Regions from separate parts of the Homo sapiens genome. Here region 2 is linked to region 1. A link is an interaction called in ENCODE POLR2A ChIA-PET data of the cell type or tissue named here. Cell type or tissue: GM12878. All regions are shown on one strand.

What was found. ChIA-PET counts read pairs that join two places held together with the same protein. Peaks named below come from ENCODE experiments on the same cell type or tissue, not always from the same donor. Only the 100,000 strongest peaks of a DNase experiment are listed, where the experiment ranks them.
Region 2: POLR2A ChIA-PET joins it to region 1 with 9 read pairs; 2 of 35 experiments call an interaction of 5 or more read pairs at or near these places.

What each region holds. Positions count from the first base shown.
Region 1 is chr12:121,128,137-121,130,636 of GRCh38, forward strand. The region is part of intron 2 of LOC105370032 (a long non-coding RNA gene); the gene reads right to left. Among named protein-coding and RNA genes, the nearest start is that of P2RX7, 3.5 kb to the right of the region's middle. RefSeq lists an enhancer at 850-1,144. In GM12878, no CTCF peak of the experiment used is centred here; a DNase peak (open chromatin) is centred at 1,115; H3K4me3 peaks cover 493 bases; H3K27ac peaks cover 1,821 bases.
Region 2 is chr12:120,525,886-120,528,385 of GRCh38, forward strand. The region is part of intron 1 of COQ5 (coenzyme Q5, methyltransferase); the gene reads right to left. Among named protein-coding and RNA genes, the nearest start is that of COQ5, 2.0 kb to the right of the region's middle. RefSeq lists an enhancer at 2,263-2,500. In GM12878, no CTCF peak of the experiment used is centred here; no DNase peak of the experiment used is centred here; H3K4me3 peaks cover 136 bases; H3K27ac peaks cover 87 bases.

The DNA.
Region 1 (2,500 bases):
TGGTGTTGGTGTCCTTCAGGGATCTGTCTTCGGTCCCCCTCCATGTCACTCTACCCTCTCCCTGGGCAGACCCCTGGCTCCACTCTTGCCCCTTCCGCCCATTTTCCATGGTGCAGCTAGAGTGCTCTGACTGAGCTGCAAATGAGACCATGCACACCCGTTTATAAACCCACCTATTGTTCTCAGGGTAAATTCCAGACAGACTCTTTAACACCAGAACATAAGGCTGGACGAGATTCAGGTCCAAGTAGTTTGTTTGGGAGGCGACCCAGGAAGAGGAGTGGGGAAGTGAGACAGGAAAGGGAAGGCAGTCAACACAGGAAGCATTAAAGAGTAGGTCAGGAGGCCGGACGCAGTGGCTCACACCTCTAATCCCAGCCCTTTGGGAGGCTGAGGCGGGCGGATCACCTGAGGTCGGCAGTTCTAGACCAGCTAGGGCAACATAGTGAAACTCCAACTCTACTAAAAATACAAAAATTAGCCGGGAGTGGTGGCACGCGCCTGTAGTCTTAGCTACTAGCGAGGCTGAGGCAGGAGAATCGCTTGAACCCGGGAGGCGGAGGTTGCAGTGAGCCGAGATCGTGCCACTGCACTCCAGCCTGGGCGACAGAGCAAGACACTGGAAATAAATAAAACTAATTAATTAATTAAAGAGCAGGTCACGGCTGTGGGCATCTGGGCTCAGACCCCCTCAGGCCCTCTGGAGACTGCCTAGACTTGTCTCAGAGTTGTCCCACCTGGGGGAGGAACGGGTATTTAACCAGCAGTCCCTCAGCCTTGGAGCCTCTATTCTCTGAGAGTCACATTCTCATTCTCTCTCTCCCTCTCTCTCTCTCTCTTCCCACCCCCCTTCTCTCTCTCTCTCTCTCCCGCCATCTTCCTTTCTTTCCTCCCTCCCTTCTCCCCCAACGGAGGTTGGCCCTTGACGCCCTGTGTGATTATGGCCCCGCCCACAGCCATAGCTGATTGGACCAGGGATAAAGAATTAGGCCAATCAGATTCATTCCCCTTGAGTTCTGGAACTGGGCAGGGGATCTGGGCTTGCATTTGAACTGTGGAACCTAACTTGGAGAGCATTGCTGAACCACGTGCCCTGGGAGAAACAGAGGAAGCCAGTGTTTAGAGAGACTCGCAATGGGCACACAGAGACAAACAGAGGCGGGCTTCAGACAAACTGAAAGAGCAACCTCAGCACAGGACAGTTTGGTTTCTGATTCTATTAATAGGTTCTCATGAGGTTGGGCACATTTCCTGCACTTGCAGTCTGTGAGATAAGTGTTTCCTCAAAAAAAAAAACTCCCTTTTCTGCTGAAGAATGTCACTTGATTTTCTGTAAATTGTAAACACACCCACACACTCACAAGACTAAGAAATCCACCGTTCAATCCCCAATTTTTTTTTTTTTGGTAACTTTATATTCCTTCCATCACGAGGTCAGAACATTTCATTGCTGCTGTGAGACTCTCCAGAGTTCTCATTAAAGAGTTCAAGACAATGGCTGTTCCGTTAGCCTCGATCTCTGAGTGATTACAGAGAGCTGAGCCATCTGGGAGACCCATGATGGACATATAGTGTGAGTGAGAATTAATTCATCACTGCTATAAGCCATGAGACACTGAGAGTGCTTTGTTATTGCAGCATAACCTGTCCTATCCTGATAGAATCATAAGAAGTGCTGAGAGACAATTTGCTGGAACTGATATTTACAGGGAGAAGAGAGCCAGAGAAAGATAAGACAAAGATTGGATGCAGTGGCTTATGCCTGTAACCCCAGCACTTTGGAAGGCTGAGTCAGGAGGATCACTTGAAGCCAGGAGTTCGAGACCAGCCTGGGCAGCATAGCAAGACCCTATCTCTACAAAATTAAAAAAAAAATTAACGAGGCTTGGTGGCATGTGCCTGTGGTCCCAGCTACTCAGGAGGCTGTGGTAGGGGGATCACTGGAGCCCAGAAGTTTGAAGCTGCAGTGAGCCATGATTGCGCCACTGCACTCCAGCCTGGACGACAGAGCAAGACCCAGTCTCTAAAATAAATTAATTAAATTAATTTTTTAAAAAGAAAGATAAGATAAAGAGTCATAGAAGTACAAATGAGAAACCAGGAGAACATGGGACCCAGGAAAGTCATGGAAACCAAGGGAAAATACTGGTCCAAGATGCAGAAAGTAGCCAGTGATGTTGAATGCATCCAAGAGATCAAGTAACATAAGGAATAAAATATATCCACCCAGTCTGGCAACTGAGAAGTCTTTGGTAACCTCTTTGAGAACAGAATCCATGGAGTGGAGGAGGTAGCAGTGATGAAATAGCGGACAAGGGCTGAAGGAGTGGAGAGGGGAGAGCATGAGGGACCAGTGCAAGAGTGCAGCAGAAAGACAACAAACAGGCCGGGTGTAGTGGCTCACGCCTGTAATCCCAACACTTTGGTAGGCTAAGGCGGGCAGATCGCTTGTGACCAGGAGTTCGAGACCAACCTAGCCAACATGGTGAAACCCCATCTC
Region 2 (2,500 bases), 600 kb before region 1:
CCGCACTCCAGCCTGGGCGACAGAGCGAGACTCCATCTCCAAAAAAATAAATATAAATAAATAAATAAATAAGCAAATAGTCCTGGCTTTGCATGTTCCAATATGCATGAATTTCAGTTACTGTGGTTTAGCTAAACAACACCAGTCACCCAATACCACAATTCAAGTACAATGGTATATTAAATATGAGTAATTACATAAAATACATTCTTTAGCCTACAAATCACTATGTAAATAACAGATACACAACATGTTCAGCAACCAATCACGCACTTCTTTCCCAGACTTTAGGTGACTGGTCACTGCATCAGTTACTCAGTTCACAGACAGTAAAGCATGTACTTGTATTGCCTCTTTATCTTTCAGTGATAAAGCACACGTGGCATAACTGGATAAATGAAAGAGGGAATTGAGCAACAAAAATGAAAATGCTGATAATGCTGGAAGTGAAATTCAAATTGAGTGTCAGTGGAGTTATAGGAGAAATAGATGACTGTGGGAATATTGACACTGCTGCCACTGGAGAGACTCTAGACATACAGCCAGAGGAACTGCAGGAAGATGAACTTACCAACATGAACAAGAAATGGAGCTGTGACAAAAAGGTTGAAGATGTCCCAGAAGAAGTGATGCCAGCAAAAACTTTCACATTAAAGGAGTTCTTGGAGGTATTTCATAACATTGAAAGCACAAAGGATAAAATATCAGAAGTAGATAAAAACTTAGAAAGAAATATGGCAATTTGCCAAGGCATAGAAAAGATATTTCATACGACAAGAAGGTGGCAAATAGTGCTCAAACTACTCTTGGCAATTTTTTTTTTTTTTTTTTTTTTTTTTTTTTTTTTGAGACAGAGTCTTGCTCTGTCGCCCAGGCTGGAGTGTAGTGGCAGGATCTCGGCTCACTGCAAGCTCCTCCTCCCGGGTTCATGCCATTCTCCTGCCTCAGCCTCCGGAGTAGCTGGGACTACAGGCGCCCGCCACCATGCCCGGCTAATTTTTTTGTATTTTTAGTAGAGACGGAGTTTCACCGTGTTAGCCAGGATGGTCTCAATCTCCTGACCTCATGATCCACCCGCCTCGGCCTCTCAAAGTGCTGGGATTACAGGCGTGAGCCACTGCGCCCAGCCTACTCTTGGCAATTTTTTTACAAGGAAATAAAAGAATTTAATTCTCAAGGTTTCTAATTTTTTATTAGAATTTTTTTTCTTTGTTTTTGAGACAGTCTCACTGTGTCGCCCAGGCTAGAGTGCAGTGGCACAATCTCAGATCACTGCAACGTCCACCTCCCAGGTTCAAGAAATTTGCCTGCCTCAGCCTCCTAATTAGCTGTGATTACAGGCGTGCGTCACCATGCTTGGCTAATTTTTTTTGTATTTTTAGTAGAGATGAGGTTTCACCACGTTGGCCAGGCTGGTCTCGAACTCCTGACTTCAAGTGCCTACCTCGGCCTCCCAAAGTGCTGGGATTACAGGTGTGAACCATCGCACCTGGCTGTAAATAAATATCAACTTCAGTATATATTTTTTCATTTCACTATACATTTATAACTGACAGGGTTTTTGATGGTTGATAATTTTTAAAGGTCATAAAACAATTCTAATTTTTCCCATTGATTAAGGTCATTGTGTATGACTTCAGCTTGCACATTTTCACAGTCTTGCATTACTGTGCACAGCGAGGACTGTCTGTACTGCAATCTCAGTCCCCAATCTGGAATTCATATTTAGTTCAGTAGTTAACTTCTTCCTTGCTTGCCACTGTGTGAAATGTTGATTATACATTGATTATACATTGTAAAATGTTGATTATACATTGGCCGGTGTGGTGGCTCATGCCTGTAATCCCAGCACTTTGGGAGGCCGAGGCAGGTGGATCACGAGGTCAGGAGATCCAGACCATCCTGGCTAACATGGTGAAACCCTGTCTGTACTAAAAAAAAAATACAAAAAATTAGCCGGGCATGGTGGCGGGCCCCTGTAGTCCCAGCTACTCGGGAGGCTGAGGCAGGAGAATGGCGTGAAGCCAGGAGGCGGAGCTTGCAGTGAGCCGAGATCGCGCCACTGCCTTCCAGCCTGGGGGTGACAGAGAGAGACTCAGTCTCAAAAAAAAAAAAAAAAAAAAAAAAAAAAAAAAAAGAAACCCCGTCTCTACTGAAAATACAAAAATTAGCAGGGCACAGTGGCAGATGCCTGTAATCCCAGCTACTCAGGAGGCTGAGGCAGGAGGATCGCTTGAACCTAGGAGGCTGAGGTTGCAGTGAGCCCATATTGCGCCATTGCACTCCAGCCTGGGCAACAAGAGCGAAACTCCGTCTCAAAATAAATAAATAAATAAATAAATAAATAAAAACAACCAAAAAAACCCCTATTTTTCTCTAGAGGTAAAGAACGGGGGCTTCAGACTCAGATTAAACTGGGTTTGAATACTGGTTCCGCCACTTACTGATATGTTCAACTGGGCAACTTCTTGCTTAACCTTTAAGTCTCAATTTCCTCACG